Linked DNA regions of Homo sapiens: region 2 is linked to region 1. A link is an interaction called in ENCODE POLR2A ChIA-PET data of the cell type or tissue named here. Cell type or tissue: Panc1. All regions are shown on one strand. Links, peaks and the distances in the headings refer to the core of each region. The heading gives the core; the rest is flanking DNA.

Evidence for each region. Peaks named below come from ENCODE experiments on the same cell type or tissue, not always from the same donor. Only the 100,000 strongest peaks of a DNase experiment are listed, where the experiment ranks them.
Region 2: POLR2A ChIA-PET joins it to region 1 with 7 read pairs; 3 of 35 experiments call an interaction of 5 or more read pairs at or near these places.

Annotation. Positions count from the first base shown.
Region 1 is chr2:232,418,406-232,423,777 of GRCh38, reverse strand. It overlaps the pseudogene ECEL1P1. Among named protein-coding and RNA genes, the nearest start is that of ALPG, 14 kb to the right of the region's middle. RefSeq lists enhancers at 1-119, 120-887, 3,150-3,933, 4,717-5,372. In Panc1, for the core only: no CTCF peak of the experiment used is centred there; no DNase peak of the experiment used is centred there; H3K4me3 peaks cover 2,039 bases; H3K27ac peaks cover 1,398 bases; H3K27me3 peaks cover 148 bases.
Region 2 is chr2:232,341,613-232,346,984 of GRCh38, reverse strand. It overlaps a transcript of DIS3L2 not described here and the pseudogene NRBF2P6. Among named protein-coding and RNA genes, the nearest start is that of ALPP, 34 kb to the left of the region's middle. RefSeq lists an enhancer at 3,635-4,144. In Panc1, for the core only: no CTCF peak of the experiment used is centred there; no DNase peak of the experiment used is centred there.

The DNA of each region.
Region 1 (5,372 bases), core at 283-5,282:
CTTGGAGAGGGGGATGTGGCAGGGTCATAGGATAATAGTGGAGAGAAGGTCAGCAGGTAAACACGTGAACAAAGGTCTCTGCATCATAAACAAGGTAAAGAATTAAGTGCTGTGCTTTTGTTGTGCATATACATAAACATCTCAATGCCTTAAGGAGCAGTATTGCTGCCAGCATGTCCCACCTACAGCCCTAAGGCGGTTTTCCCCTATCTCAGTAGATGGATATACAATCGGCTTTACACTGAGACATTCCATCGCCCAGGGACGAGCAGGAGACAGAAGCCTTCCTCTTACCTCAACTGCAAAGAGGCGTTCCTTCCTCTTTTACTAATCCTCCTCAGCACAGACCCTTTACAGGTGTCGGGCTGGGGGACGGTCAGGTCTTTCCCTTCCCATGAGGCCATATTTCAGACTATCACATGGGGAGAAACCTTGGACAATACCTGGCTTTCCTAGGCAGTGGTCCCTGCAGTCTTCCGCATGTGTCTCTGGGTACTTGAGATTAGGGAGTGGCTTGAGATTAGGGAGTGGTGATGACTCTTAACAAGCATGCTGCCTTCAAGCATTTGTTTAACAAAGCACATCCTGCACAGCCCTTAATCCATTTAACCCTGAGGTGACACAGCACGTGTTTCAGGGAGCACAGGGTTGGGGGTAGGGTTACAGATTAACAGCATCTCAAGGCAGAAGAATTTTTCTTAGTACAGAACAAAATGGAGTCTCCTATGGCTACTTCTTTCTACGCAGACACAGTAACAATCTGATCTCTCTTTCTTTTCCCCACAAGAACAGAAAAGCAACTCCTGGAAAGGCAGTCTGCAGAGGGCTCAGTCAATGCAGTGTTAGATTCCAGGAGACACTGATTCATCCAAGATGAGTTCACTTCAGTCCCACTTCTGACACCACTATGTGACATTGCATAACAGATACAGGAAGACCCTAAAATAAAATGAACTTTCTTTGGAAATAGGTACTGCAATGGGAATAAGCAGGCCAGAGGAAACTATGTGTGAATTTAGAAAGGTGAAGGAAGACAAAGGTTTTTAAAGAAAAAAGGAGGAGGATCACAGGATTGTTTTGAGATATTCATCCTTGGCTACAAGGATCAAGGATATGAGTGGCACCAGTTTGAGGATGGACAGGCAGGTGCTGGGCAGATGTCCTTGCAGAAGTATTTTTTGGTGAAAGGTTGTGAAGGCCATTATGCAAGCTGGTTGTTTGCAGTCTTCTGTGATAGTTCTTGATATCAGGTTTTGTGCATGATAAATCCCCTTCATGTTCCTGGCTTTACTTCTCAGGATTTTTAACAAAAGGAACTCTGTTTTGATTCTGACGAGGTGCATAGGCTGGATGACTGGGATCTGTCGTTAGTCAGGGGGTAGGCAGCGAGTCAGATTCTGAAGCCCTCACGGTCTGTGCCTGGTCTGTGCCCGGCACCCCCTCGGGCCTTCTCTCTCCAAGGCAGCTCTGGCTACTCTACCCACCCGCTCACCCTCACATCAGGTATCCAGCTGCGTCACTCAGGGCTTCACTGGGTGTCGCTGGGCACTGCTGTGGTCTGCCATGCTCTTGCATATGAGTCATGGGGTCACCTGGGCAATCAGGGTGTATTAGTCCGTTCTCACCCTCCTATGAAGAAATACCTGAGACTGGGTAAATTATAAAGAAAAGAGGTTTAATTGACTCACATTTCCTCATAGCTGGGGAGCCCTCAGGAAACTGACAATCATGGTGGAAAGCACCTTCTCGCATGGCGACAGGAGAGAGAATGCGCGCAAACGGGAAATGTCAGACGCTTATAAAACCATCAGATCTGGCGAGACTCACTCATTCGCACAAGAACAGCACGTGCGGAACCAGCCCCATGATTCAATTACCTCCACCTGGTCTCGCCCTTGACACGTGGGGATTATGGGGATTACAATTCGAGGTGAGATTTGGGTGGGAATACAGAGCCAAACCATATCACAGGGGTAGGGGAAGACCCCACAGTGAGGGAACTGGAGCCTGGACCACGGACATCACCCACTCACCCACAGCCTCAGCTTCCCTTTTGGGGAAACTGCAGAGGAGCCAAGGAGCTGGGCCTCAGACCCTTCTTTATTGACAGTCTGTGCAGGGTGACCAGGACTGTGTGGTCAGAGGCTAAACCCACGTCACCTCCTATAGGCAGTGATTGCTGTTCTCTGGGACAACCGCCTATTGGGACCATGGGGGCCACACTCACAGCCCCAGGCCTGCTTCTGGCAGGGCTCTGCGTTGCTCTCCGTGGATCAGAGGCTGGGGGAAGGGGGCGAGACAACCAGAAGCCCAGACACCCCGGGGAGAGCTGATCCCGGACAGGGGTTCCGAGGAGGTAAAGGAAGCTCCCTGGTGAAGGTGAGCTCTGCGCAGGCGCTGTGCGGGCAGCCCAGGCACTCCGTCAGCGCCCTCTCAATCCTTAGGAGGAGTCCTCCCTGGGTGGTGCTCCAGGGCTGTGGGCTGGACCATGACGGCCCCCAGCTGCGTAGCTCCAGCTCCTTTCCAACCGGTTGGTGGGCGGTTCCGAGTGGGGACACGGGATCGGAGGGGACTCCTGCCGGGTGTACCCGCTACCCTCACTAGTCCCGGGATGCGACTGGATCCGGAGTCCCCTACCGCAGCCCGCGCACGACCCTCGGAAGCCTGTCTCCGCGGCCCCCGACCCAGGTCCCCGCTGCCGCCGCGCTGCCAGGTAGCCAGAGGGTCGCAGGAGGAAGGAAGGGAGCGCGGGACGGGCGGAGGAGGGTGGAGCCACCGGCGCGTCCTCTCCCTCGGGCAGGCAGGCAGGCGGGCGGCGGGCTGGGGCGGCGGCAGAGAAGGCAGCGGGAGCGGGGAGACACCGGCCGCTAGCGCCGCTTCGCTCCTGCTCAGGCAGCGGCTTCGGCCCGACCCGCTCCGCCTCTGCCAGGCTCCGGCGCGCACCTGCCGGGTAGGTGGCGCCTGAGTCCCTGCAGCCGCGGCCACTTCCGTCACCTTCGTAGCCGCTGCGCGGAGCCTCCCGGCTTTGTTTGCGTCCATCCGCCGGCTGCGACTCCCAGGCTCGGCTCTGAGGCTCCATGGACTGCGCGCCGCGCCTGCATGGCTCTGGGCTCGCCCGGCCAGCTCGCGCCCCAGCGTGGGTGAAACTTCGCGCAAGTGTGGGTTCTAGGGAGAACCTGTTGAAGCCAGGAGTGGAGCGGAAAGGGGATAGAGACGGACAGGTCTCGGGTTCCCCATCACTGCCGTGCAGGGGGTGGGTTGTGTATCCGCGACCCTGGAGCAATAGTGCGTTCCCCTTGGGAAGGGGCGGGTGGGCCGTCGGGCCACCGAGCAGAAGGAGCCAGCGAGCGGGTTTGAAGTGGTAGATCCCGCAGACTTCCACGAGGACAAAGTTTGGTTCTTTGGCCGTTTTGCGAAGCGTCTGTCTGTGTCCAGCTCGGAGAGCTGAAAGTGCCGCATAGACGCGCCCCTGACCGCACCTCCTCACTCCAGCCTCTGCTCCTTCCCCCACCCCACTTGGCCTTGGCTAGGACAGGTCGTGGACAAGAAAGGCGAAGGGAAGAGAGATGCAATGAAGGCCCCCTACGTGCCAGGCCCCGTGCCCAGCGCCTCCCCCTTCCCATAAGAGGCCTCCCAATCCAGCATCCGACACGTGTGTGCAGGGAGGAGGACAGGGGAGAAGACTCCACTGTGCACGCGGGGATGGTGGCCCCGCCAGACTCTCCTCGTCCCTGGTTTCCGCAGTGAATGAGGCCGGCAGCTGGGGCCTCTGCACCCAGGCCTGCGTCTCTCCTCGCGGTGCCTGGGAGCCCCGTCGGGCTGCTGCGCCTCCTGAGCCTGACTCTGCTCTTCCCGCAGCTTTGGCCCCCCGGGGCCATGCAGAGGCCCACTAGGAGGCCAGCGGCCGCGCGCATCCCATAGCCCAGGTGGCCCAGGGCTGCATCGCGGCGGCCTCGGTGCCATGGAGCCCGGTATTCGCTGACGGCGCACTACGACGCGTTCCAGGAGGTCAAGTACCTAAGCTGCTGTGGCGCGGGGATCGTGCAAGGGCCTTTCTGCCGCCCAGGCTTCTCTCAAGGAGCAGCGCCACCAGGACCTGGGCTGCCGCGCTGGAACCCTGCGTGAGGTGAGCCTGCGGTCGGGGCTGGTGTTCGCCGCTGATCTCTGCGCCATCCTGGCGGCTATGCTGGCGCTCAAGTACCTGGGCCCGGTCGCGGCGGGCGGCGGCGCCTGTCCCGAGAGCTGCCCCGAGGGCAAGGCCTTAGCGCGCGCCGCCGGCCTCCTGGCAGCCAACCTGGACGCCAGCATGGACTCGTACCAGAACTTCTACTTTTTCGTCTGCGGCTGCTGACTGAAGCGCCATGCCACCCCCAACGAAAAGCTCACCTATGGCACCATCGCGGCCTTCGGCGAGCAGAAAGAGGAGCGCCTGAGGCGCCTGCTGGCACGGCCCAGGGATGGGCCCGGCGGCGCGGCCCAGTGCAAGGTGAGCGCCTTTTTCCGTTCGTGCCTCGACATGCGCGAGATAGAGCTACTGAGTCCTCGGCCCATGCTAGAGGTCATGGAGGACTGCGGGGGCTGGGACCTGGGCGGCGCGGCGGAGCGTCCGGGGGTCGCGGGACCTCAACCAGCTGGGACCTCAACCAGCTGCTGTACAAGGTGCAGGGCGTGTACAGTGCCGCCGCGCTCTTCTCTCTCTAGATCAGCCTAGATTACAGGAACTCCTCGCGCTACGTCATCCGCCTGAGTGCGATTCCCGAGCGCCCAGCCAGCGGCCGCAGACCCGGGGCGTGGCCCTGACTAGGGGTCCCTGCGCGTGGGAGGAGGGTGCGCAAGAGGAGAGAAAGGGAAAGCAGGGGAGGGGAGCGCTTGGCGGCAGAGCGCGGGAGGAAGGCGCAAGTAATTTCCCTGGGTTAACTGAAGTGTTCAGCCGAGCCGCGGGAGCCGCAATTTCCCAGCCCTCTGGAAGGCAGTGAGGGCAGGGAGGGAGGGACGCGCCGGCGGGCTGGGCTGACATCTCCGTGAGGGCTGGGGCTGGCGCCAAAGCCAGGAACCCCAAGGGTCAGTGCGGCACTGCGCAAGTGCCCCCGACAGGTAGGGAAAGTGCAGGCTTTCAGGGGTAAGCTGAGACAGTCAGGGATGGGGCTTTGGTCATCTCGTCTGGGTGGAAAGAGGGGCTGGGGTCTGCGTGCTTCTGGGTCTCTACCCATGGATGTCTGGTCGCTCTCTGGGCATTGGGGTGAAAATTCCATCTGTTTGGGGAGTCTGGCATGTGGATCTCTGACCTCTGGCCCCTGTCTCCCTCCCTAGATTGACCAGGATGGGCTCAATCTGCTAGAGAGGACTCTGTACCTCGCTCAGGATGAGGAGAG
Region 2 (5,372 bases), core at 67-5,066, 77 kb after region 1:
CATTTTTCAGTTATAGGTTTCCTAACAGATTTAAGGAAAATCTGAGCTTATGTAGAGAAAAATATTCAGCAAATCATACCACAGGCAGTAATGTGGCTACGGCAAAAAGTTGTCAAGGTGATACGTGACTAGCTGAGTGCTAAGAAGCATGGATTTAAAAGAAGTAAATTAAATAGGCTTTGGATCTGAGCTGAAATTCTCTGTCCACCACTTACTGAGTGTCCTTCAGAACGGAACCTCTCCAAGCCTTAATTCCCTCATCTATGAACGAAAAGAATGATAGTCCTGTCAACCTCAAGAAACAGAGGGAGGCTCTCCAAAACTATGGAGTTTAACTGGGAATAAGCAGCAGCACTGCATGCAGAGCCCCGGCCTTAGTAAACTAGGGGCGCATCGGAGGAGGGGAGGCAAGGGGGGCTTTGAAAGGTGAAAGGAGCAGTGCATGGTCGGTTTTTTGGGGGTGGTGGTGGTGGTGGTGGTGGTGGTGGTGTTTTTCTTGAGTTGCTCTGTTGCCCAGGCTGGAGTGCAGTGGCGCGATCTTGGCTTACTGCAACCTCCATGTCCTGGGTTCAAGTGATTCTCCTGCCTCAGCCTCCTAAGTAGCTGGGATTACAGGCACCCACCACCAAGTCTGGCTACATGGTTATTTTGAAAGGAAGAGAACACTGGTTCCAGGGGCTTATCCCAGGAGTGGACGTCAATTTACGAGTGGACACAGCGTATCAGGCAAGTGTTCTTGTGCAGCCGGCTAGCCGTCCTTGTGACTCACGTAGTGAGCTGCAAAGTCCTGTAAAGTCCTGGCAAAAGGTCTTGTTGCAGGCATCTGTGCCCTTCCCAGAGGCTTCGGAAGGGCTCTGATCATAGGCAGGTGTGCGGGAGGGCCCTCCTTCAGAACCTCCCGGCCGCATGATTTTGTTGTTGCTCTTAGGGTTGGACAGAAGTGGCTCCATTCTGATTCTGACAACTTTCACAGAGCCTGGGTCTCGGGGCTGTTGCGGGGACTTAATTAGTCCAGGGCCTGCTGCAGAGTTAGCAGGGGAGCAGGGGGAAGAGGCGACCCCTGACCTTTATGAACACGAGGCAAGTCCTGAACATCCTTGAAACCTGTTTCCAAGCTGCGGGTCTGCACAGCACACAGTTGGCCAAATGGTAGCGGAAGCAGCTCCTTCCTAGAGCACAAATCTCTAAATTCCTAATTAAGGGCTGTGTAGGCAGGACCTCCCTCTGGGCCATCCCACCTACCAAGGAGGGACATCCAGGCATTCCTCATGCACAGGAGAACTTGGGTCAGGTACCTGGGGTGGGAACAAGAAGGGACTGTCCCACCCCCAAGGCAGGAGACACCCCAACCTCCTCCCTATGGGCTTCCTGGGGAGGCCTCTCAACAGGCCATTCAGCCCCCTCAGCAGCACGAGCAGGGCACTGGGGCCTCAGCCTGTGGGAAATTGGGGGCACAGGAACGGGCTCAGTGGAGGGGGCGCTCAGCCAGGCGCCCCGGGCCCCAAGTGGGCTGATCCTTCACCATCGCTGAGGTGGCAGGGGCCAGGCCTCCCCTTGGCCCAAGGATGGTGGCACAGGCAGGGGCACCTGGTAGGTGGGTGGTTCAGCCAAGTCCTAGCTCCTGGTTGTCCTTTGAGAGTGCGGGACGAAAGACTAAATTCTGCCCTGAATGGTGCTTTGGGCATCTATATGGATGCATGGAAAGGAAAGCTTATGAAGTCAAGGATGCTGTAACTGTATTCAGTGGTTTAACCTTGATCTTGTATCATAAGAACCAGGAGAACAATTGTATTCCAACAGCACCCTGGTGGGTTGAAAACCTGTTAAGCTGAATACACTAATGGAGAGTTTCTCTTTCCTGTTCTATTTTGCACTTCAATTTCTGGTGCTTTTTAAATTATTTGGCTAACTAATTTCCAAAACCAAGCAATACACAATTTGTGAATGTTAAAGAACACAACTCAGTTCATGATCCTCGTTGAGTAAAACAACTTTCTGAAGTAAAATAAATTATTTAAATGGATGTTTCTCCTAAAATGACTTTTTAAATATTAAAAAAAAATGCCACTGAACTGTAAAAACCCTTAAAAAGAGAGAAGGTTCAAAGAGATGATCTTACAATAAGGGTTTAAATTCAGAACCTAAACTCAGGCATGTGCAAATTGAAGCTCATCATTCCAAGAATCATCTCTCTTCTCCAGAACCTTCTTGAATGTGAAAACCATCGCATCCTGTTACCTCCACCAGGGCTCAGATCTTTTTTTTTTTTTTTTAAACACAATTACTTTATTGATTTCTTACAATCAAATACTGCCAACTAGAATTCCTTCCACTCACGGATCACTAAAAACAAAGAAGACTTCCTTGGTACTTTCAAATGATGCCTTATACAATAAAGTTAGAACTTAAAATGCACCCTCATTAATTATGTAAACTGGTAATTTGTGTTAAAAAGCATAACTAATAATTTGGTTTCTTTCTTCATAACACGGAAATTTAAATATTTCTCCTGATGGTCTTGAGGTTATCACCGTTATGAGTAGTGCACAGTGCGGCACATATGGTTTCATCTGGAAAGGTGTGTCTCACACCTTATACAAAACGCCAGTAACAAAATGCATACATACGTCAACGCCTGAGACAAAGCATGTTTCAAATACGAAGCAGCCCCTCAGGCTGCCATAATATTTAGGTTTTGCATGATCACTTATGACATAACAGATTAATTATACATAACATACTTTTATACATTTTAACCCTGAAGATAAGAAAAATAATTGTTGCTTGAAAAAATTCTTTCAGGCAGCCATTTGGTTGGTGTCAAGAGAAACTGACCCTCCACGAGTTTAGTGTCTGCCAGGTCGGCATCATCAGCTCAAGTCAGTGAATCAGGTATGTGACACGCTTCACAGCGACTGTTCCCCACATCCTGGCAATGCGTCTTCTCCTACAGTACACCAGATGACGAGGCATTTCCAGGATTACCCTTGCCTGTGGCTTTCCCTTTTCATTTTTTGTTGCTGGATTAACTGTATGACTTAGTATTATTTCCTCTTCTCCCTTCTTCTATGGCCTTCCATTTTAGTTACTCATAAATCCTTTCAGAATATCCTCAGAAAGCTCCATAAAGGGAAGCTCTGGAGATGGAAAATCTGAGGGAAAAGATTGGGTATTGGAATGTACTTGGCTTTCCTGGCATCTGCTGCAAACCTCTGCAAGGCTGAAGAGGGTATAGCAGTTTCTGAATGCAGAGGCGAGCTCCGTAACTCTGACTTTTCCACAAAATCAGCACCCACATCCAGCTCCTTTTCTACTGGACCTTTTAGAAGTCTGGCCTTTTCAGCCTTTACCTGTTTACTTTCTTTCCATAATCTTTCCTTCTCCGCCACAAGGAATTCCACATGCTTCTTCAAATCTGCAACTGGGTTGTCTGCTCCTCTACTCTTATCGTGTTTTGGGGCTTTGCTTCCAATACACGGCTCTGTTGCTGAAGGAAAAACAGTCGTGTGTCTGGATCCCTGTCACATATGCCCCGAGTCTCAGGCAGGCGTTCCTCTGTGGAGGGCTGTGCTTCTGCATCTTCAGCAGAGGGGCTGTGAGAGGCCTGAAGATGGGCAGCCCCATCCTTGTCTGCGTTCTGCTGGGCCCTTTTCCGTGTCTCCTGGATGAGGAGGCGCGGTTTCATGTGGCTAGGCCTTTGCAATTCCAGTGAAAGGTGAGCCTACTCAGCCTGCGTCAGCTCCATAGCTTCAGAAAGATACAGCATGGCCTTTTTGTGACAGGAAATAGCCTCTTCATATTTGCCTGCAGCTAGTCAACAGTCTGCTTTGATGATGAGCCAGGTTGAGGGGGCCTTCAGTTACTTCCAGAAGACCCCAGGGTAGGCGGCAGTGCCGGGGAACATGGAGGGGACAGCAGAGCAGTGTGATGCAGCTGTGGACACAGCAGCCCCTCTCAAATCTTTAACCTGCCTCAGCCCTCCCAGCCCCCCCACTCTGACTCCTATCAGCCCTTGAAATCTGTGATTTCGACCCATGAACACCTCTTTGATCTGTGCCCAGCAAGGGCTGGGGCACACTCTTCTGCAGAAAAGACCCATCGACCGTGCAGCCCTTCCCCAGGTGGCACAGCTGCTCCTGGCTCACGGAGCTGCCCAGGGACTGGCCCCTCACCCTGGGCTCCCAGGGGCCCCAGCCCAGCCTGGGCTCACACATGAGCCTAGAGGTTCTATGGAGGCAATGAGGATTTGTCACTGCCATGACTGCTACTTGAGGCTTTAAGTAGAAGACCATACGCAGCCTTCTAAACGAGTGGGAACCTGAGGTTGCGTGTCAGTAGGAATTTTATCTGTTGCTAGAATAGTGGACTCTTTCATACACCCTATGCTGAATGTACAAGAAGCCTTGGAATCCAATTGTGGATCATTCCTGTGCTATTAGCATGAATACATTTTTTTCAACTTCAGTTTTTACTTTTGTCCAAGTTATATGTGAATGTAGTTTAAAGTATCAAACAGATCTACAAGGTTTGTTAAAACAAACAGCAGTTCCGTCTCCCTCCTTGCATTTTCCCATCTCTGAGGCAACCACTTTCCTCTCTCTTGGTGTTTTACTATTTACCACTGTTGCTAAATAAGATACTTCTTCATGTCTGAATTTGAAGCTATGTGTATATATGTATATATGTGTATATATGCATATATGTGTATATATGTATATGTGTATGTGTGTATGTGTATATATGTGTATGTGTATATATGTATGTGTATATATGTGTATATATGTATGTGTATATATGTATACGTGTATATATGTGTATGTGTATATGTATATGTGTATATATGTATATGTGTATATATATATGCTACACACACACACACACACACACAGCCTACTGATGTTCTATTATCTATCGTTGTGTGACAAACTACCCCCAACAACCTTAAAAAACAATCATCTATCGTCTATATTTTGATCACAAAACTGCCATCTGGGCAGGGCTGATGGGACTGCCTGTGTGTACTGAGGCCTCAGCGGGCCTGGCTTGCAGGTTGGGGGTCTGCGTGGCTGCCCAACTGGTGCTGGCTGTGGGCTGAGAGTGGGCCCCTCCATAAGGGCTTCTCCAGAGCTGCTTGGGCTTCCTTACAGAAGGGCAGGTAGGTTTCCAGAGACAGAGAGGGGAAGCTGCCAGTCTCTTAAGGCCTGGGCCTGCAACTGGCACAGTGTCCCTTCTGCCATATTAGCTTAGCAGCCCTGGGGCCTGTCAAGATTGAAGAGGCGGAAAGAGAGTTTACAGTCATCTTCAAGCCACAGCTTCCCACTGAGGAAAATGAGCATTTAGCTTCCATTTCACCAACTGCATTCCCTGCATGT